Regions from separate parts of the Homo sapiens genome. Here regions 1, 2 and 3 are each linked to region 4. Evidence: chromatin contacts called from ENCODE Hi-C data. All regions are on one chromosome and are shown on one strand. The core of a region is the stretch at or near the end of the contact, and the rest is flanking DNA. Distances in the headings are between cores, read along the strand shown. Region 1 has its middle 280 kb from the start of FAR2. Region 2 holds the start of FAR2 (fatty acyl-CoA reductase 2). Region 3 has its middle 29 kb from the start of BHLHE41. Region 4 holds the start of MRPS35-DT (MRPS35 divergent transcript).

Region 1 (5,470 bases), core at 2,522-5,021, 1.2 Mb after region 4:
GTGGCTTTTAACCATCTGCCTCAAGTGCTGAACTGTGGAACCACGTTCAGCGACAGCCTGCTATTTAAAATAATACAAACACTTTCCCCCCTTTTCCTGGGAAAAGAAGAGCATATTTTGCTAGAAAACACCTTCTTTTCTGAAATCTTCATTATGAGAATAGATCTGTCAACAGCTGTCACTTTTCTTCTCCCTTTAATTGACATTGGGGATCCCTGTAACTCTGTTTTAATACTGTTCTTCATTGCTGATCTTCTTTCACCTTTTGTGTATTGTCTAGTGACCTAGGAGAGTAATAACTATAGCAAATTCTTACGCAGTGCTTATTATTTGCCTAAAACTATTCTAAGCACTTCATGTATATTATCACATTTAATGTTTACAAAACTGCGTGGCATAGGTATTGTTATTGTGCCTCTTTAACACCCAAAGAAATAGAATATAAAGAGTTTAAAGAGCGTTTCTCAGGTCATAGAGCTAGTGGGCAACAGAGCTGGGATTTGAATTTGGGCAGTCTGGCTCCAAAATTTGTACTCTTAACCATCATGTTCTGAGAAAGAAAAAAGATGGAAACCAAGTAAAAAGATGGTGCCACAGTGATGACACCAAGACATGGCAAGCTTTTGAATAGACCTCTAGGTCAACTCTTTTTTAAAAAACAATTTTTTTGTAAAGATGGAGTCTCGTTCTGTTGCTCAGGCTGTTCTGAAACTCAGGGACTCAAACAATCCTCCGGCCTTGGCTTCTTAAGGTGCTGAGATTACAGATGTGAGTCTCTGCATCCAGCCCCAGGTCAACTCTTCCTAGGAAAGTACACCAGAGACAACTTGGTTCAGAATAAAACATTACCCATTTCCTTATTTCAATTTTCTTTGTGTCCCTGTAGCACCTACAGAATAGCTAGCAAGTTCACCTAGCAAGTTCTCAATAACAAAGTGTTAAATAAAAGAGCCCATTGCAAGCCTACAGTTTATTAACTTAAGACCCTTAAATTGACCTTAAATGCTTTGGTGAGTGAAGTGGTAGAAAAGACTGATACTGCAGGTATCAAAACCAGTTTTGTGGCAATTATCATATACACAAGGGGAATGAAATGTTATAGTTCAAATGCGGTAACTTGAAAGTTTTATTAATAAAACTGAGCCTGCCAGATACCACCACGTAACTGGAAGTTTTCAAGTGCTCTCCTGGGGGCGTCTCAGCATGGTCAGTGTAAACATTCACTTACATTGAGATTATTGTAAACCACCCTGTGCTGTGAAACTCATCATAATGCAAACTAATTACCATGAGACAGGCACAGTAAGTTTAGTACATCTCATCTCTCCCGTTCTCCTCCTTACGTCCATGCTCCCTTTTTGAAGTATGTAAGAAGGTCTCTATTTTACTTTTTCATCAGTTCTTAGTTCATTACAATGAAACAAACATTACGATGAGCATTTACTATATACTATATACTGGGGATTTCTTGTAATCAAGAAGCTTACTCGGTCCAACAGGTTGGCATATTTTTCATTCTTTTAATGGTCACACTTATTCATTCCTAAATTTGACACTGACTTATAATGATAAATAAATTGACTACCATAGATACTAAAAGAATCATCTGAAATTCAGATTATCCCAATTTCTCCCAATTTCATCCTTTATTTTGACTGGTGGTGTCTAAGTGCATGCAAGACAAGCTCTTTCTCTGTGAATTTCAAAGGGAGTGCACTAGGAAAAAACTTCATGTTTTTTTCTTCTGTAAATCGTCAATTTGGAGGGTTTTTTTGGTACAAATGGAGTCAGAGTGCTTTATTCCCTTGTATCTCTCACATTATGTGGGTTTGTTAACTGCATGAGTCATATGGCTACAACTTTTGAAAATTTCAGACTTAACAATAAACAGTAAGAGAACAGATCTCCTTTATCTCTGGAGCTGGGTATTCCGTCATTTATAGACAGTTGCCCAGAGCTATGAAATGCTGAGTGTGTGAGTGACCAACTAGGGGAGGTGTTTGGAGCAGACATTCACTCCGTCTGTGTCTGTATAATACTTGCCTGAGACCTGTTTATCTTCCATCTCTAACCTCAGCAAATCTGTGTCCGTGACTAGGGAAATGTGGGAGAACTCAAGGGGGCATAAAAATAAAAAGATGATTTCGTTTTATAAGAACATGAAAGAAACTGACATGCTCTGTTGAAGTGCCCAGTAGTTCAGAATGTGACCTTATGTGGAAACAGGGTCTTTGAATGTGACCTTATGTGGAAAAGGGGAAATTGAATGTGGTAATCATTTCTACATTCATTTCCTGGGGCTGCCATTAAAAAGGTACTACATACCAGGTGGCTGAAACAACAGAAATGTATTGTCTCACAGTTCTGGAGGCTAAAAATCCAAACTCAAGATATCAGCAGGACTGGTTGTTTCTGAGGGCACTGAGGGAGAATCTGTTCCACACCTGTCTCCTGGCTTTTGGTAGCATCAGGCATTCGTTGGCTTGTAGATGGCATTCTCTCTGCATTTTCACATTATCTTCCCTCTATATATATCTGTCTCCATGTCCAAATTTCTCCTTTTTATAAAGACACCAGTCATATTGGATTAGGCCCACCCTAATGCTCTCATTTTAACTTGATTACCCATATAAAGACCCTGTTTCCACATAAGGTCACATTCTGAACTACTGGGCACTTCAACGTATCTTTGGGAAAGATAATTCAACCCACAGCAATCACCAAGAAAGTGAAGTGACATGCAGACTTAGAAGCAAACCTAATAAATCTGCATTCTTTAAATAAAAGCCTTGTGGCTCTTCCTCCTCACACAGCTTCAGTCCTTAGACTGACTTGTGCCCGACTTAAATAAGGACTGTGTGTGAACAGAATTTTCTACCTCCTGAGGCTCTGAATATATTTCAAGATAGAACCATGAATTTGTGTATTCATTCCAGGCCAGGTCTGGGGCAATAATTCTAAATCACAGTGCCAAATCTGTTATTAGTTAACTTGTTTTCCAAGCTACTTTTTTATGAGTCTTCATTTTTTGATCTGTCAAATGGGCATGAGTATGTATGTCTTAACTATCCCACTAGAATATATAAACTCTGCAAGTATAGGGATGTTAGTGTATTTTGCTCACTAAAATATTCCAAAGCAGCCAGAACAATGTTGGCACATAGTAGGCAATTAATATGTATTAAATTCATAAATGAATAAATAGGCTTGCTACATGCATTAAGTTTATATTATGCATGAAAAGATCTAAAAGTTAAAATGTTCTGGCCAGGCGCAGTGGCTCATGCCTGTAATCCCAGCACTTTGGGAAGCTGAGGCCGATGGATCATCTGAGGTCAGGAGTTTGAGACCAGCCTGGCCAACATGGTGAAACCCCATCTCTACTAAAAATACAAAAATTAGTAAGGTGTGGTGGCACGCACCTGTAATCCTAGCTACTCAGGAGGCTGAGGCAGAAGAATAGCTTGAACCTGGGTAGCGGAGGTTGCAGTGAGCTGAGATTGCGCCATTGCACTCCAGCCTGGGTGACAGAGCAAGACTCTGTCAAAAAAAAAAAAAAAAAAATTAAATGTTCTGTAATGGAGAGAGTTTGCAGTAGAGAGGAAGAGGTGTGCTGAGGAAGTTAGAAGATGAAGTGTCTGGCCTCAGCACTGCTGACTCACTGTATGGTCTATCCTTAACTGTAAAGTAAGGGAGATAATTTCTAAAGTCTCTTTCACTCTAAAATTCTGAACTTATATTTTTATGACAGGAAATGCAGTGATAATGTGTGTTTCTAAGTCCCATGTAATAGAGGCAAACCCTCTGGTACATACTATACCTACTTTTTGTTCTCAGGCTTTCTTAGGGTCTATGACTAATTTGAACTCCTTCCTTTGTACACAGACTGAACTTGAGCCACACCCTTGAAACCAGTTGAAATGGAACCCATTCTCAAGTGTTTGGGCTGGAACCATGGAAAGAGAGCAGATGCAATGGTCAGACTTTCTCTCATGTGTATTCTTCTCCAGACTTGGTACAAAATTGAAAAGGAAGTTTCATGTGCAGAAAACTACCAGGAATGAAAAGTAGTGGGTTTGGATGACTTTCCCAGAGTGGTGGGAATTTGGAATTCTTATAATGCAAATCAATACTAAGTCCGTTTAGAATCAGACAAACAAAGTGATGATTATTTTACGTTTTTGGGCCCAGAGCAAATCTGCTTCCAGCTAGTCTAGTACCTATTAACATTTATAAAGTTCTTTCTAGTAAAGGACAAGTCTTTGGGGAATAGCTCATGCCTAGCTATTTCGTGCCTTTTCACACTTGGCATAAAACAGATCTACAAATCCAGGTTTTGATGTGGAAATTCTTCCTTGTTATAAGAATTCTGATTCTTGAAATCCTCCCTTTCCCACCCCACTCTCATCTCCTAAAACTACCTGGTGGTGAAAGAAGTCAGTGGGGAATCATTTCTTAAGCATTATGATTGGCCTGCAAGAAAAATCTACTCTGCTGGTTTTATGACCCAGATGGAGGCTCAGACCCTCTCTACCAGGGATGGCAATTCTCATTGACTCCAGACATGCATGCGCTGTCTATCCAGGGCATGTTGTGGGTATCTTCAGTACCTCTCTTCTCCGGGTTTCTAATAACTTTAACTGTTCAATTTCCGCTCCCTTTGCTATCCTATAAAAAATGCAACCCCTTAAAGTGAGGAAGCTGCCTCAGCCAGGAATCACTCAGCTCACACGTACCAATATGTTGCCTACGGAGTTCAATGAGAAGTATGTTTCTTACTCCTTGGATGAATAGCTAGACCTAAAAATCCTATTGGCCCCAAAATATCATGGTATCTTTTGGAATATAAACTCTTTAAGCAATCCTGATATGATTTCTTGATAGTGACCACTTCCTTGTCCAGAGGAGTGTGTATATGGCAGCAATTGTACTAGGTTCTGGGATATAAAGGTAAATGCCACATGAATTTGCCCTCAGAAACTTCACATTCCAGATGGAGAAACAGATAGGTAAACAACCACCTGCAACACAGTGTGAGCTATAGAGATGATAGATAGATATTAGATAGATAATAGAGATAGATATAGATAGGTAGATGATAGAAAGAAAGAATGGACAGGCACATTGTTTAGGGGAAGATTTGTTTCATGTAGGGGTTCCTGGGTGGTTGGTTCACAAAGGGTCATATCTGATCTGGGCTTTGAAGAGTAGGAAGGAAATAATATTCCTGGCAGAAAGAGAACAATGTGAGCAAAAGCAACTTGGGTGCGGTAAAGTAATGGTGAGTAATGTGGTAAAGTATGGTATCTTCTGCATGGCTGGAAGATACCGTATTTTAGGTGGAGTGGTTGGAAATAAACTGGAAAACTTGGACCAGTTCTCCAAGCTCCCACCTGGGCTGACTCTCTAATAGAAGGTCAACTTTTGGCAGCTCAGCAGCTACCCCTACTGGCAAGGCAGAGTTGGTATC
Region 2 (5,271 bases), core at 166-2,665, 1.4 Mb after region 4:
GGTAACGAAAAATACTATAAATTTGGTTGTAACTTTTTTTCTGTCTCTTGCATTCAGGCGGTCACCAGAGGAAATTAGTCAGTGCCTTTAGGCTACACTTAGCTTAACACATTTCATTAAAGAGCCCAGTAGTAGAGAATTCAAGATGGGTGTTATTATTTTAATTTCATGAAATCACTCCTTAATTCTAACTTTCAAAAGTCAAATTTTATTTCTTTAATTGCATGTGGATTGTTATAATGAGGAGAATCAGAACAGCTTATAGGACAATATTTCTTTTCTATTTTTCTTAACACACCATATTTATTTGGAAATTTACCTCCTACATTGTCCAGGGAATTAGGATGGGCGTTGGCCGTTTTTCAGCACTTCCTGGTTGAGGCCAAGGGCTCCACTCACGTGCCTGTCCATCCCTCTACAAGGCTTCCCTGGCAGCTTGTTTTTCCGTTTAAAATTTAACAATGACCAAATCCCAAAAAAGCTACCAGGCTAAGAAATGAAACATCTTTTTTTCTTTTAAGTCCGGAGAAGTGCTGCTGAGCACAGCTGGCTCACTGCTGTTTCTGCGGCCCCCATCTCTGATCCTTTCTAGTCTCCTACCCACCCCCACCCCACCATAGGCAGGCAGAGCCGGATTTCTGCCCTTCAAACCCCGAGTGTGAGGAAGCCTCACCTGAAGTCCTCGCATCACCCTCCACCCTCACGCCCTTGGGTTTTAAAAAGCCACTGCGTTCGTGGGTCACTGCAGGGCGCCTCCGCAATGTCTTTAGCAGATACAAGAGCATCCCTCCCACGGGATGTGCAGTGTAGTCAAGCTGAGTAAACTGGGATTTTTGGCTGCCTTTTCTGCTAGGGTGGGTGGGGAAAGGTATGTCCCCCAAGCGTTCAGTTCAGACTAGAACCTTTGAATCTCTCTCCTGTCTCGGTCTCTCCCTCCACCCCCCTACCCCGCCACCTTTCACGGTGTGGGAGTTCTCCTTTCCCACACCAGAGAGGGGCGCCTTTCTAGCTTCCTTGTCCCCTCGCCCACTGATTAAAAAATGGAGAAAAAAACCAACCCCAAAACCCAAAACAAAACAAAACAAAAGCCCCAAACAAACAAACAAACCAAACCCACCGAAACCAAAACCAACTCCCCTCCCCCAAACCACACAAATGCGGGAGTCATAGCCAGTGGATCCGCTGGTGCTGAACGAATGGAAGCGCGGGGCGGGCCTGCGCGCGCGGCCGCCCTGCCCACGATGCTGTCGCCCCCGCGACCTGTAGGGCCTTCGCTGGCCCCTCACCCTCCTCCCGCCCCGGGCTGAGGCTGCCGCCGGTTTCGCGCCCAGTGCCGAGGCAGCGGCGGAGCCGGGGAAGGTCGGAGGGAGGGTGGTTTCCTCCCGCCCCACACCCAGTCTCCGAGCCGGATATATAGAGTGTCACGTTTGGGAGCCGAAAGACTGGAGCCGTTTCCTTGTGGCTGGAGCGCTTCCCGTAGCCTCGGGGAAGGAGCAGGATTTAGAGGACCACTAGTTGGACCCCATCCTCGTGCTGGAGGAACAGGTATTCCAGGGTCCCCAGCCCTGGCGCTCGCAGAGCCCACGCGCTCCAAAAGCAGAGACCGGACTGGGGGTGGCCCAGGAGGGAGGGCTCGGCTGGGTTCGCAGGGCGGGGCGGTTCCCGGCGGGACCTCGAGGAGGGTGGGTGTGAGGCCGGGTGGGAGGAGAGAAGCATTTGCGGAGGCTCTGCCCCCTGAAGCTGCCCCCGGCTGCACCCCAATCGTCACCGGCCGTTTACGCGCGGTTGGCGTCGGCGGAGCCCGCCAAGGTGGGGCGCGCGGGGGTTGCAAAGGGCAGAAAGCCGGGAAGGACCCAGCAAGGTTAATGTGGGGGGCCGCGCCTTGGGGACTGGGGACCCGGGAAGAGAGGCGCGGGGCCGAGTCCCACCCAGGCCTCCTGGGCCCTTGGGGCTATTCCTGGAGAGAGCGCGAAAATGCCGGGGCCACGTGTGAAACGGCAGCGGTCCTAGGTCCCCTCCCGGTGCCTGGGACCGCCAGGGCGCCCAGTCCTGGTCCCCGGAGCAGGTCCTCGCCAGCCCCCAGCCCCACCCCAGGCTGCGCACGTCCCTACCCTCCCACCTGGGCCTCGCCGGGGTCGTGGCTGACGCGCGCTGGGGCGACTGGTGAGGCCAGGGCGGGCTTTGCCCCTGTAGGAAGTTTTAGACATCTTCCTGCGGCCTGGGCATCCTGGGGGTGTGCAGGGGAGCAGGTGCCAGCAGACTCCCAACTGGAGTAGATGGCTTGCAGGAAGGCTGCTCAACACTCCTAGCAAGTAGAATTACCCGCGGGGCAGTCTCAGTCTATTAAAACAATTCATGCCCAATCGTATCCTACAAACCAGAGGAAGGCGTCTCACCTGCCAGCGGTGGCACCATTTCTTCCACGGTTGAGTTATGTGGTGTGAGCAACCAAGGTTATCGCTGGATCTGCAAGAGTTTGGCCACTCGTTGAATCACGTAAAGTGCCCCCATTATGTGATGAGCAAGGACAGAGTAGGGTCAGAAAAGTGACCAGGGAATTCAGGTAGATCGTGCTTTTCTGTTTGCTAGGTTGAGAGAAATTTGACACTGGGCAAATGGAAATTTGAGAATTACCCCGTGGTTTCAATTACCCATCTCTGTATATTCCCATTTATAAGAGCTGGAGATTTGACTGACAGGTGTAGTTAGTCCAAAATTTAGAAAGGGGGGCAAGGGACTAAATAAAAACTTAAGGCAGCCACCTAAACTGCAAGAGCAGGCATTTCCGCAGAAGGGATATTTGTGTGTGAGACTTCTAGGAGATGGGCATGAGGTTTTTACCAGGCCGACGCGTGTGTCAATATTTCATCGGTAGTATTTCTCAGGATCCACGTCTTTACAGTACTCTTTTCCTAATTCTGAGGGCTGCTTCTGCCCCTGCTGTATTAACAAATTCCTCACTTACTCCTATTTCTAACATTGGGCTATAATTATCTATAAAAGAGATGTAAATCACCATGAGTTGGTAAATCATACAGCTATTAGAGAAATTAAAGTAAATGAAAATATGCTTTCCTTAAAGGAAGCTAAAATGTGACATCCAGTTACAGAGGAAGAGGGAGAGGTTGAAAATAAATAAAATGGCTTATATTAGGGTATCACTTTGGGGTTTATAAAGCATATGATCATCTTGACCATCTCACCATCTGCTTTCCTATCTCCTGAGGAAGAAGCATTCTTGAGTGCATTTGTTTCTGGCAACGTCTCATCAGTGTTAAGAATTCCTTGATTTTGCATTAATTCCCATGCACTCATGAAAACTTACTTATTCACAAATATAGCCTTGTGAAGGATCATGCACAGTGACCACCAGCATGCTTGTCCCTACCAATATATTCTGACATTGTAGGCTCTGTTGGAACATGTATTACCTTTGAAGAGGGTAACAGACCAATTTGAGAATCTGATGAAAGCTATGGAATATGAAAGACAAATGCATACATATTAACACAAAATTCCACCTACAATTTCAGGAGTTCATGGCCTCCTTGATGCCCAGCCTCCTACATTCTAGATGTCCAGAGGCTCCAGGCAGGGCCAGCTTCATGGAAATACAAAACTGCAACCGCACAGGGCCTTGCACTTGGAAGGGCCCTGCGTTTGGTAATGTTCTGCTATCACCGTCTGCTGGCTTAATAATTTTCAAAGAGGCTCTGGATCTTCATTTTGAACTGGGTCCTACAAATTATATCCTGACCCCAGGCTGACAAACTTGGTCTAAAACTAACCAAATAACAGTGTTTGAACAGCAATCCCACATTTACGGTGAGTTCTCCAGTACAAACCTGAAATTTATCTGCTGCTCACTTAGGTGCTCTTGGACATGTCATTCAGTCTTCCTACATTTCAGTTTCCTCATTGACAAAATAAAGACAACAGATGACACCTTCTACTTTCTTTATTTTCAAGGTTGTACTATCTCTAAGTAAAAAGAGGTAATAATTGTAAAAAATGTCTACTTGCTTTGAATAGTTCTTTTCTAAAAAATATGCTGTTGTTGAAGGGTTAAACTTTGCCCTCCATTTTTCAGAAGTAGCTTGAGGAAGGTTGATTGAGCACACTGAAAAGACTGTAGAACCTTTCTGACCCTTATAGTTTGGTGGAAAATAAAACAAAAAGTAGGCAAGTATTCAGTGTGTTAAATACTCCTGAAATATCATTATTTGGACAAAATTAGAATTTTCAACTAAAGGTGCAGAATAACTTCTTGGATCCCAAAGGTAGTTATTGAATTAAATTAATGTTTGGGTCTAATTCATCCAAACGTCGAACGGTGAGAAAATGAGCCAATGACTGAAATTTTTTGAGGGGGTAATCCTTTTTGTTTCATTTAATTTAAAAAATCTGTAAGTTCAAAAGTTTGATCAAGTCATCCTTTAAAATATCCTAGGAAATGCCAAATCAATTTAAAGTACACCTAGTCTCTTGCCAAATACACCTAGTGACCTTTTGTAACTCTGGTGCCTCTTAAAGAGGAACTGAGAAAACAGGCAAGTCCTCTGTCCCCAGACTCCTCCCTTAACTACTCTCTGACCTCAAAACTTATCTTTATTCCAGCTGTCCTTGTTAGCATGATGGCAATACACTCAGAACCACTGAGGAATAAAATAGTGTGAAAGGGAATTGATCAAACTCCTTTATTAAGGTCTTCTAATGGCACTAGAAGGGATGAATGGAGATTCGTTCTTCATGCAATTACTCTGTGCAGGGGCATGCAGTGTACTTTAGGATACAAAGTAACAGTTCCTGTATTCAGTAAACTTATGACATCATTAGTAAGACAAATATGTCAATATAAGGTATTAATTTAAAATAGCAAATAAGTAGTTACAAGGCAATAGAAGATTTGGCACCAAATGAGTGGTGCAGAAAATAAGTGCAATTAATTCCCAAGAAGAGAATAAAATAAGCTGAAATGCTGAGGGAAGCATAAGAGGAAAGGCCCTTAGAGATAGCCCTTAAAGTTCTGCAACAGAGATGAACAAACAAGACTTTTGGGTGCCCAGGGACCACAGTGGCACTTTGGGGTGGGAAGTGTGCAGAAAAGGAATATCTGGATGCAGCTGAAGTTTTATGTAAGGAAAAGGCTGGAGATAAGTCTGTAACAGAAATTCCCTCTAGCTAGCTTCATTCATGTAATAAATAATTAGGCCCATTCTGTGACCAGACACTGTGCCAGCTTTTCCACATTTGGTGTTGAACAAAGCAGAT
Region 3 (5,462 bases), core at 2,750-5,249, 1.6 Mb before region 4:
CTGATATGAACAAATAACCTAAGGCAAAGAACATGACCTTTGTACATAAAATGTGTCTTCTGTTATGTACATGTGGCAAATGAACTTAATTCTTAACATGATTATCTCAGCTTCATGTAAGCTGCATGTGCAGAGGTGGGCAGGGATTGGGCCACACAATTCCAGGATGCTTTCTAACTCTAACACATCTGTGGTTTGGGATTATAGTCCAATTATATAGTGCTTTTAATAGTTGTTAAGAGGTAGAATTTTATTTCTTTATAAGGACCAGTAGGAATGAAGCAAAATCTACTAAAGCTTCATCAAAGGAAAATGTATTTACATGCCCAGCCATGTCTGTTTTAGATCCATAGTGGGAGACTGACTACTAACTGTTTGAGGCCACAAAATCAGTGGAAAGAAAACTCACTTCATTAAAATGGGCACATGCATTCAAAAATGAATCTCATATCTGGCTGTGAAGATCATCATTATCTTTCAAAAACCATGGTGAAATAAAGTTGAATGAATTCACCACAGACCTGAACTATAAGAAATGTTAAAGAAATTTCTTCAGGCAGGAAGAAAATGATATCACTTAGAAATATGTATCTACACAAAGGAATAAAGAGCTCCAGAAATGATAACCACAAAGATGCATATTTCATTTGCAGATTTCATTAGCAGGTCTGAGGCAGCAAATGAAGAAATGAAGAAGAGAGATCTGGTAGAAACAGATGGATTGATCATTCAGAGAAGGAACAGCTGCCAACTCTACACTCAGGGAAGAGAACCAGAAAGATAAAATTTATTGCAAGATTTATTAGTAAGGGTTCTCCAGAGAAACAGAACCAATACGATGGATGGATAGATAGATGATAGATAGATGATAGATAGATAGATAGATAGACAGATAGATACATAGATAGATACATAGACAGAGATAAATATTTGTATCTCTATCTCCAGAAAGTGACCTATTACAAGGAATTGCTGAGACCTCCCCACAATCTGCTGTCTGCAAGGTGGAGATCCAGAAAAGCTGGCAGTATATAGTCCAATGTACCTCTGGAGGTCTGAGAATCAGAAGTACTGTTGGTTTAAGTCCCAGTTTGAAGACAGGAGAAAACCAATGTCTCAGCTTAAGTGGTCAAGCAGATAGCACGAATTCTCCCTTTCTCTGTCTTTTTGTTCTATTCAGGCCCTCAACAGATTGGATAATGCCTGCCCACAGAGGGAGGACAAACTACTCTACTCAGCCCATCCAAATGCTAACCTTACCTAGACACACCCTACAGACATTCCCAGAAATCACATGTAGCCTATATTTGGGTACCCGTAATCCAGTAAACTGGCACATAAAATTAACCACAGAGAAGGAGGACAAAGAAGGGAGGAGAAGAGAAATCATTTAAAAATTCTAATAGGCTAATGTCAATCAGTCATCAAGCAAAGACCAAACGAAGTTCAGTATACCATTTGAGAAGGCACAGGGAGGGAGCTGAGATATGTGTTTAAAAGATTGTTGTCTAAATGGAGTAAAATGAAATTTTACTATCAGCCTAGTAAAAAATTTAAATTGGATTTTCTACTGTATTATTATTATTATTATTATTATTATTATTATTATTATTATTATTTCAGAGATACTGTCCTGATCTTCCAAACCAGGTGGGTCCTGGAAAGCAGGAACTTTGCCTTCTACCTTTGGACTTCCTCTTCCCATGCTCACTCAGCACATTCCCCAAGGCTGGTACTCATAGAACAAGTGCATTTTTACCGAATCTTTCGTAAATTATAAATTTTCAATTTAAAATGACTCCTCCTAGCAAGCACAGTCACACTTTTTGAAAAGTTGAGCTGAAGAAATCCTAGTACTTGTCTATGCTTAAGTACTACTGAGTTTTAAATGTGAACTTGATTTTGCTTCAGAAGTCACATATTTATGCAGGTTTCTTTATAGCAAATATCCTTCAGTATTTTAGTCATTTAAAACATATCTCATTAGATATAGAAAACATCTTATAATAACCACATTAATAATCTTTATCCCCACCTCAAAATGATGGCTCTAAACTCAAAACAGTGTGCAAGTCAAGGTGCTATGAGGCCAGGAAACAAGCACATGGTTCTACCATCAGAATCCCATTTCAGCTGTTCCTGCCTGAGAGTAACTGCTGACCAGTTCACTAAAAGTTCCTCCACATTCTTCCAAAGAGCCTGAATTATACATTCCTATTGGGAGTTAATGGAAGCCCAAACAAGCAAAAACTAATTTTGGCTGTACTTTTGTGAAATTGATTCAAGTTAGGGCCAACTTCATGGGTATGTAACCTGCATGGTTGTACAGGGCATAGAACTCAGAAAGGCCCTGTGCTTAGTTCACTGCTCTGCTCTCAGCATCATGAAATGCTTAACAATTTTATTTTTGAACTTGTGTTTTGTAAGTGAATCCTGATAGGACAATGGAGCATGTGTGAGCAGAAGAGATGCATGCAACATGCCTACGTACTATGCTTTCCCTCCTCACCTGCATACAGAATTCATAGTGTCCCAGAGCACAGAATTCCAGGGGGCCCACAGTGCAAGACTCAAAGTTCATAAAGGAGGCGTGTTATATCTATAGCTGAGCAAGAGAGAACACTGAGAGGCCACTCTTTCCTTTTGAACCACAACTTGCTTCTAACACAGATAAAAATAATGGCATTCTCAGAAATTATATCACATCCTTTCTTCTTCAGCCAGCACTTAGGCTGAAAATTTTGACAAGAAAGGAAAGCAAAAGATAGGGCAACCCAGAGTCCCTTTACGTTTCAGTCCTTCCTTACTCATCAGCACACCAAAGGCAGACAGTGTTGGTTGAATATGCACGAATCAAGAAGTGACATAAAAACAAAGTAGTTTTGTCCAGCATTTTCACTATTTTGGTAAGAATCAAATATACATGCATGTGTGAGCTACAAAATTCAAATTGTGTAATTTTGGTAATACAAAAGCACAAGGTATATTTGTACATAATGGAAGTTACATTTGCTCTTATATTTGTGCTTAAAGGACACATCATAAAGATAAATGGTAACATTTATGCTAATCATGAAAATTTTCCATTTTTCTTTGGCATTTAATGGCATTTAATGCCAATTTTCCATTTGGCATTAAATGGCAAATTTTAAAACCCCATAACTAGTCAGGAGAGAGACTATGGAAGAAAAGAAAAGGTATTTTAGTACCTTTAGTGGCATTTTTTCCTGTTTGTTGAACAAAGGGCATCACATTTTTCATTTAGTGCTGGGTCCTGCAAATTTTGTAGCCACCTTGTAGGTGAGAAAAGCAGAAAATGATGAGAAAATTAAACTTGAAGCAATGACAGAAAAACATTAAACGACTATTTCTGCAGGGAGTCAGCAAAAAGTGTTCTAACTATTCATTCTGAAAGAATAATATACTATAACTTTCTCAATTACCTCTATCATTTAAACAAAGCACATTAATTTACTTCCCATTCACTTGGCCCTGGGGGTAGGGAGAGTCCCTGGTTATTTCAAGAATCCAATGTCTGCAGTAACAACGAGTCTTACACTAGGGGGCAGCAGCTACCGTCCAGCCACCTTCCAGGGCTCCAAAGCTGCGCCTTAGGTGAATCCTTACTTGAAGAGATCCTGAAAAAATGAAGGAAAACACATTACTAAAGAAGTTTTCTTTTTATCTTTATATTAATTTGCTTTGCTGCAGTGTTTCTGAAAGAGAATGGGCCGCTCGTTCTGAAGATTTAAGGTGTTTCTTTGCCAATAAAGAAATAGCAATTGAACATATTTTATCTGCTCACACTCCATGGCTCATTTCTGAAGTGACAAAGTAACATGGTCTGAAAGATCTTTTTAAACTTAGTTTCTCTGTACAGCCTAGTAGTAATTGGTAATTTTTATCTACTATGGATTTGATCAAAAGGAACAACTCATTGCACTGAGAACACTAAGCTATCGAGTGATACCAAGTGTTAATTTTGTAATTCATGAAGAGTACAGATTTTAGAGGGAAACTGCTGAGTCAAGGGATTACTCAGTCTTTACAAATCCACACTCACTCAGCTTGGCTTGAATTATTAAAGAATCAGGTTGTCCTAACTATGAACAAGAATCCAGAAGTCCAGACTTTATTTAAAAAAAAAAAAACCAGAATGTGTGAAGATGGGTATATTTGCAAAGATGTGGAGAGTTATTCAGTTTGTGCTAAAATAAGAATAGCATTGTCCTACAACTGAGTTGGCTCAAATATAGTTTGCAATATAGCATTCATTTGTTCCAACACAATTTTCCAAATACAAATTTAATGAAAATGTAGATTGAAAGTCCCATTAAATAACATGCTAAGAAACCACTATTGTGAATTCCAAATTCTCTGGCAATATTTCATAAAGAAGTTCTTTTTATCCCAGCTTACTATAAACCTTCAGGGTGGTGGTTCTCAATTGAGACAGTTCCATCTACTAGATAGTATTTGAAATTTTGCAGGGGTGTTTTTGGTGGTCTCAGTGATTACAGGAACTACTTCCTTTTAAGATGGTGGAAAAACGGTAGCAAGAAAACAAACAAAGAAGTTTACCAATGGGCCAAGAACCTGAACAGACATTTCTCAAAAGATGACACACAAATGGCCAATAAGTTCATGAAAAAAATGCTCAACAGCACTCATCATTAGGAAAATGCAAATTAAAGCCACAATGAGATACTACATCACATACAAAAGATAACACATGTTAGCAAGGATGTGGAGAAAAGGGAACCCTTTACACTGTTAGTGAGAATGTAAATTAGTACAGCCATTATGGAAAATGGTATGGGGGTCCTCATAAAACTAAAAATAGAACTACCATATGATCAAGCAATCCCACCTCTGGGTATGTATTCAAAAGTGTTGAAATCAACATGCAAAAGAGATATCTGCATTCCCATGTTCACTGCAGCATTATTCACAAGAATGTGAATGCCAAACTACGGAAGCAACCTAAGCGTTCATCGACAGATGAGTGGATAAAGAAACGTGGTACATAGACACAGGGAAATACTATTCAGCCTTAAAAAAGAAGGAAATTCTGCCATTTGTGACAACATGAATGAACATGGAGGACATTATACTAAGTGAGATAAGCCAGGCACAGAAAGGCAAATACCACATGATCTCACTGACATGTAGAATCTAAAAAAGTCGAACTCATACAAGTAAAGTGGGGGCTACCAAAGGCTAAGGGAGAAGGAGTGAGAGGGTATGGGGAGATGTTGGTCAAAGGGCACAAAGTTTCAGTTAGACAGAAGTAATAATCTTTCGAGATCTATTGCATATCAGGGTGATATGGTTAATAATAACGTATATTTCAAAGTAGCTAAGAGAATAAATTTAGAATATCTCCCAACAAAAAATGGTAAGTGAGGTAATTGATATGTTAATTAGCCTGTTTTAATCATTCCACATTGTATACCTATATC
Region 4 (4,831 bases), core at 368-2,867:
GTCCATCTCATGCTATTTGTCCCCCTCCCATACCTTACTGATTGATGTCCATGGCGCACTGAATGTTCACAGCTAGAATATTCTTGGACACCTGCATACCTCTGCTCTACTGGTTGTATGCTTACCAAGAATCGGTTTTGTTTATTTTTAGTTGTTTTTACTGTTATAATTTTGTCACTTTGAGACAAAATAGGGAAATAGGCCAGACCCATGCCTGTAATCCCGACATTTTGGGAGGCCAAGGCAGGAGGATCACATGAAGCCAAGAGTTTGGGACCAGCCTGGACAACATAGCAAGACCCCCAACTCTACAAAAAACTTAAAAATAGAAAAAATAGGCCAGGTGCAGTAGCTCACGCCTGTAGTCCTATCACTTTTTTGGGAGGCCAAGGCAGGAGGATCGCTTGAACCCAAGAGTTTGAGACCAGCCCTGGCAACACTGTGAGACCTCATCTCTGGAAAAACAATTTTTTTTTTAATTAGCTGGGTGTGGTGGTGCGTGCCTGTAGCCTCAGCTACTTGAAAGGCTGAGGTAGGAGGATCACTTGAGCCTGGGAGGTCAAGGCTGCAGTGGGCCATGGTCCTGCTACCACATTCCAGCCTAGCAACAGAGCAAGACTCTGTCTCAAAAATAATAATAATTAATTAATTAATTAAAATAATTTTTAAAATAAAGAGAAAATAGAGAATTTATTTTATTTTATTTTATTTTTGAGGCGGAGTTTTGCTTTTATTGCCCAGGCTGGAGTGCAATGGCGCGATCTCGGCTCATCGCAACCTCTGCCTCCCGGGTTCATGCGATTCTTCTCTCGAGTAGCTGGGATTACAGGCATGTGCCACCACACCCGGCTAATTTTGTATTTTTAGTAGAGACCAGGTTTCTCCATGTTGGTCAGGCTGGTCCCAAACTCCTGACCTCAGGTGATCCACCCGCCTCGGGATCCCAAAGTGCTGGGATTACAGGCGCGAGCCACCGCGTCCGGCCGAGAATTGTTTTATTAAGGCTTGTATGTTAATTCATCCTACCGTAGAAAATTTAAGAGTGTTCATTAAAAGTTTATTTTCTAGGTCCTGATGAGTTCTGACTTTCTGTAATTCTAAGCTGATCTAACAACAAGCTAACCATATATAGCTAAAAGTTATAGGCTACGTACACGCGGTGTTCACTGTATGCCAACGCTGTACACAAATATTTGTCTATGCTAACTTGTCTGAGATCATACATCCCAGAAGTGGTGAAGTCAAGTTTGAAACCCAAGCACTCTGGCTCGGGATACTGCTTCTCTCCCCTTAGCGCATATTACTGGCATTAGTTGAAGACTTCTTTAATCCAAGTAAATGTAGAAAAGCAACAATTATAAATAACAAGAGTCCCTCGGGTAGACCGCCTGACTCTCGGATCAACTGAGGTTCCACCCAGAGCACGCCCGCCTTCAGTGAGCCGCAACCCCTATCCCTACGGTCTTTATCTGCAATTCTCTACGAACTGATTCACTCGATTTTTAAGGATTTTTTTTGTTTTCTTTTCATTACTTCTTTCAGTTTGGGGGAATCTTCCTGCACATTTGACTCGGCTCTGAGTGCGCAGACCAACGTGTTTCCTCTTTCTCCAGCCTAGGGCGGTGCCAGCCCAGGGAGCCTGCGCTTAGCGGCCCCAGGCCCGCCCCTGACACTGAACGCCGCTTGTCCCCTCCGGCTTGCCGTCCTCGCAGCCATGGCGGCCGCCGCGCTCCCAGCATGGCTGTCTCTGCAGTCGAGGGCAAGGACTCTGCGTGCATTCTCCACTGCCGTCTACTCGGCCACTCCGGTCCCGACACCTAGCCTGCGTGAGTGTCTGTCTCGTCTTCTCTGGGCTTTGGGGGAGGTGCAAGAGCGGAATACCGGCCTCATGAAGGGTGCCGCGGTGGCTGAGCCAGCGCCGCCCGGGGGAGGCCAGTGCGTCCGCTGCCAGGCCCGTCTGGTAGGAAAACCATGGACGTGGGTCTGTGCTCTGCACCCGCGTTGCCCGGCTTCTAGCCGCCTGTTTCTGCCCTGGGTGCTCTGGGAGTTTGCTCAGAAAGCTTACATCCCCCTTCCCCGTGACCTGCTCCTGTGTTGCCCCCGTCCACAGCCCCTGGCACAGGTTACTGGTGCTGTGTTGTTTATCGGGCATCGGCGCTGTTGAACCATGGATTTCCCCAAACATTAAGAGAGTCATACGGCTGTGCTAGGACAAATTGCTGCTCTGAATTCCAGGCCACCAAATGGGCGGCCTTCATTCAACAGGCGTTGATGACCTCCATTTAACAGAGATTGTAGGGATGCTTGATAGCGTGCTTACCCCGGAGGACTCTAGTGGAAAATACAGATTTATTAGCGGAGAAGTGCTATGTAGGGTGAGAGGCGCTGTGATAGAAGTGTGGCTAGAATGACGGGAGCGTTGAGGAGGAGCTGGCGTGAGTCTAATCAATAGGCGGATCCTACCTGTGCTACTTCCTGTTATATCTCTAATTTACTCTCCTCATACTACCAACTATCTAGTTCAGGTGACCATCTCATTTCTACAAGTTTTTTTTCCGTTTCCTGTTTCCCCTCTTGCTCTCCTACATTGAATTCTCAAAACAGCCAAATGAGGTTTTCAAAATTTAGATCTTGTCTTGCTGCTCTCATGTTCAAGATCTACAAATGGTTTCCCATTGTTTTCAGATAAACTATAAATACATTAATCCTTCATACTGGCTCTTCATAGGTCTAATAATTGTCTATTTTTAAATTTTCATTCTTAAATTCTTGGAATACTTAACTCCTATTGTATACCATGCAGTGTTCTAGACACTCACCGGAGATACGGCAAGGTGGGGAAGTCAATAGTATAAACAACCAAACAACTAAATAAGATGTCAGATAGGGTTTAATGCTTTGAAGAAAAATAAAGTAGAGTATTGAGAATGATGGATTTGGGGGGAGTAGTGGCCACAGGATGGTCAGGAAAGATCTTTCTGAGGAAGTGACATTTGAACAGGGCCCCAAGCCATGCAGAGATATGGGGAAAGAGCCTTTGGGGTATGGGGAACTATAAGTGCAAAGGCCAAAAGTTGAGAACAATCTGAGGGGTGTGATCAAGGAACGGGAAGAAGGACAATGTGGCAGGAGCTAAGTGTGAGTAGAGGAGAGAGTGGTAGTATAAGACGTCAGAGAGTTAGTTAAGTAATAATCTGATCTCTCAAGAGTTTGTAGACATTTCATTTGGATTTTTGGCTTGGGTTTTATATTGAAAGGCTTGGAACAGGGAACTGATATAATGTGATTTACGTTTTTAAAAGATCACTGGCTGCTTTACTGGGGTAAGAGTGGAAGCCAAAGATCTGTTTGGAGGCTGTTGCAGTAATCCAAATGAGGTGATGGTGACTTGGATTAAAGTAATAGTGGAGAAGGAGGTGTGGTTGTATTTGCGATATATTTTGAAGGTAAAGTTCATAGGATTTACTGATGGATTTGATGTGGGGCTTGAGGACAAGTCTCAAAAAAATCCTGTTACATTTTTGTTCTGAGCAATTGGATGAATGATGATTCCATGTACACGAATTGGGAAGACTGGAAGAAGAAAATCAAAAGCCCTGCCAAGGGGCTGAGTGTGGGGGCTCATTCCTGTAATCCCAGCACTGTGGGAGGTCGAGGCCTGCGGATCCCTTGAGCCCAGGAGTTTGAGACCAGCCTGGGCAACATGGCGGAACCTCGTCTCTATTGAAAATACAAGAAATTAGCCAGACGTGGTGGCCCATGCCTGTAGTTCCAGCTACTCCAGAGGCTGAAGTGGGAGAATCACCTGAGCCTGGGAAGTCGATTACAGTGAGCCGTAATCGCACCACTGCCCTCCGGCCTGGGTGACGGGAGTGAGACCCTATCTCAAAAGAAAAAAAGTTCTGCTAAGGATGCATTATAGTTAAGACGCCTGTTAAGTGCCTTCAGCCTCTTTTCTCTCTGTCTCTCTCTGTTCTGTTCTTAAATTTCAGCCATATTGAATTTGTTCACTTTGATTTTCCATGTGCTCTCACTCTGTCAAAACACTTTTTCTCACCTGCTTGTCTTCATGGCTACGTCCTGCTCATCTTTCAGGTTTTAGCTTAAAGTTCACTTTCTCAGGGAGATTTTCCCCAACTGATTAGAGTTTTCCAGAGAGACAGAACGTAGATGTAGGATAGGATAGATGTAGATGTAGATATATAGACATATGATGGGATTTTTTAGGGGAATTGACTCACCCCACAATAGGCTGTCTGCAAGCTGGAAGCCCATGTCAGTCCAAGTTCAGAAACCTCAGAACCACAGAAGCCATGTAATTTTCAGGCCAAGGCTGAAGGCCTAAGAACTCAGGGGGCTGCGTGTACAAGTTCCTGGAGTCCAAAGGCTGGAGCACCTGGAGTTCTGATGTCCAAGGGCAGGGGAAGAGTGTCCCAGGTCCAGAAGAGAGAGAGAGAGAATATATTCTTCTTTCATCTGCCTTTTTGTTCTTTCTGTGCCCTCAGCTGATTGGATGATGCCCACCCACATTGAGAGCAGGTATTCCTCACTCAGTCCACTGACTCAAATGCCTGTCTCTCCTGGAAACATCCCCACAGACATGCCCAGAAATAATGCTTTACCACATGTCTATGTATTCCTCAATCCAGTCAAATTGACACAAAGTTAACTATCATGGCTGGGCACAGTGACTCACCCCTGTAATCCCAGCACTTTGGGAGGCTGAGGTGGGTGGATCGCTGGAGCTCAAGAGCTTGAGACCAGCCTGGCAACATGGCGAAACACCGTCTCTACAAGAATTAGCCGGGTGTGCTCATGTCTTTAGTCCTAG

The links. A loop is a pair of places that touch in the nucleus more often than their neighbours do. Pooled maps may share reads with other maps.
Region 1: a loop to region 4 is called in a pooled map, with 3 times the contacts of the local background. The contact joins the enhancer-like site here to the promoter of MRPS35-DT in region 4. A Hi-C loop is called at or near these places in 2 of 50 pooled maps.
Region 2: a pooled map shows a loop between it and region 4 (5-fold over the local background). The contact joins the promoter of FAR2 here to the promoter of MRPS35-DT in region 4. A Hi-C loop is called at or near these places in 4 of 50 pooled maps.
Region 3: a loop to region 4 is called in a map of CD8-positive, alpha-beta T cell, with 4 times the contacts of the local background. The contact joins the enhancer-like site here to the promoter of MRPS35-DT in region 4. A Hi-C loop is called at or near these places in 2 of 168 maps with a recorded cell type or tissue (CD8-positive, alpha-beta T cell and naive thymus-derived CD4-positive, alpha-beta T cell) and 3 of 50 pooled maps.

The regions. Positions count from the first base shown.
Region 1 is chr12:28,867,425-28,872,894 of GRCh38, forward strand. No RefSeq gene overlaps it. Among named protein-coding and RNA genes, the nearest start is that of FAR2, 280 kb to the right of the region's middle. Within about 2 kb of position 3,772, at least 2 of the 41 ENCODE cell types and tissues checked have a DNase peak (open chromatin) inside an H3K27ac peak, as active enhancers do.
Region 2 is chr12:29,147,863-29,153,133 of GRCh38, forward strand. FAR2 (fatty acyl-CoA reductase 2) reads left to right here and starts at 1,416. Exons shown (of 12, transcript NM_001271783.2): 1 at 1,416-1,545. RefSeq lists silencers at 1,264-1,323, 1,634-1,783.
Region 3 is chr12:26,093,677-26,099,138 of GRCh38, forward strand. No RefSeq gene overlaps it. Among named protein-coding and RNA genes, the nearest start is that of BHLHE41, 29 kb to the right of the region's middle. RefSeq lists a silencer at 3,450-3,519. Within about 2 kb of position 4,000, at least 3 of the 41 ENCODE cell types and tissues checked have a DNase peak (open chromatin) inside an H3K27ac peak, as active enhancers do.
Region 4 is chr12:27,709,130-27,713,960 of GRCh38, forward strand. MRPS35-DT (MRPS35 divergent transcript) reads right to left here and starts at 1,618. Exons shown (of 5, transcript XR_001749448.2): 1 at 1,534-1,618. It overlaps MRPS35 (mitochondrial ribosomal protein S35), which reads left to right and starts at 1,703. Exons shown (of 8, transcript NM_021821.4): 1 at 1,703-1,826. The coding sequence starts at 1,715. RefSeq lists enhancers at 1,134-1,213, 1,244-1,323, 1,334-2,123.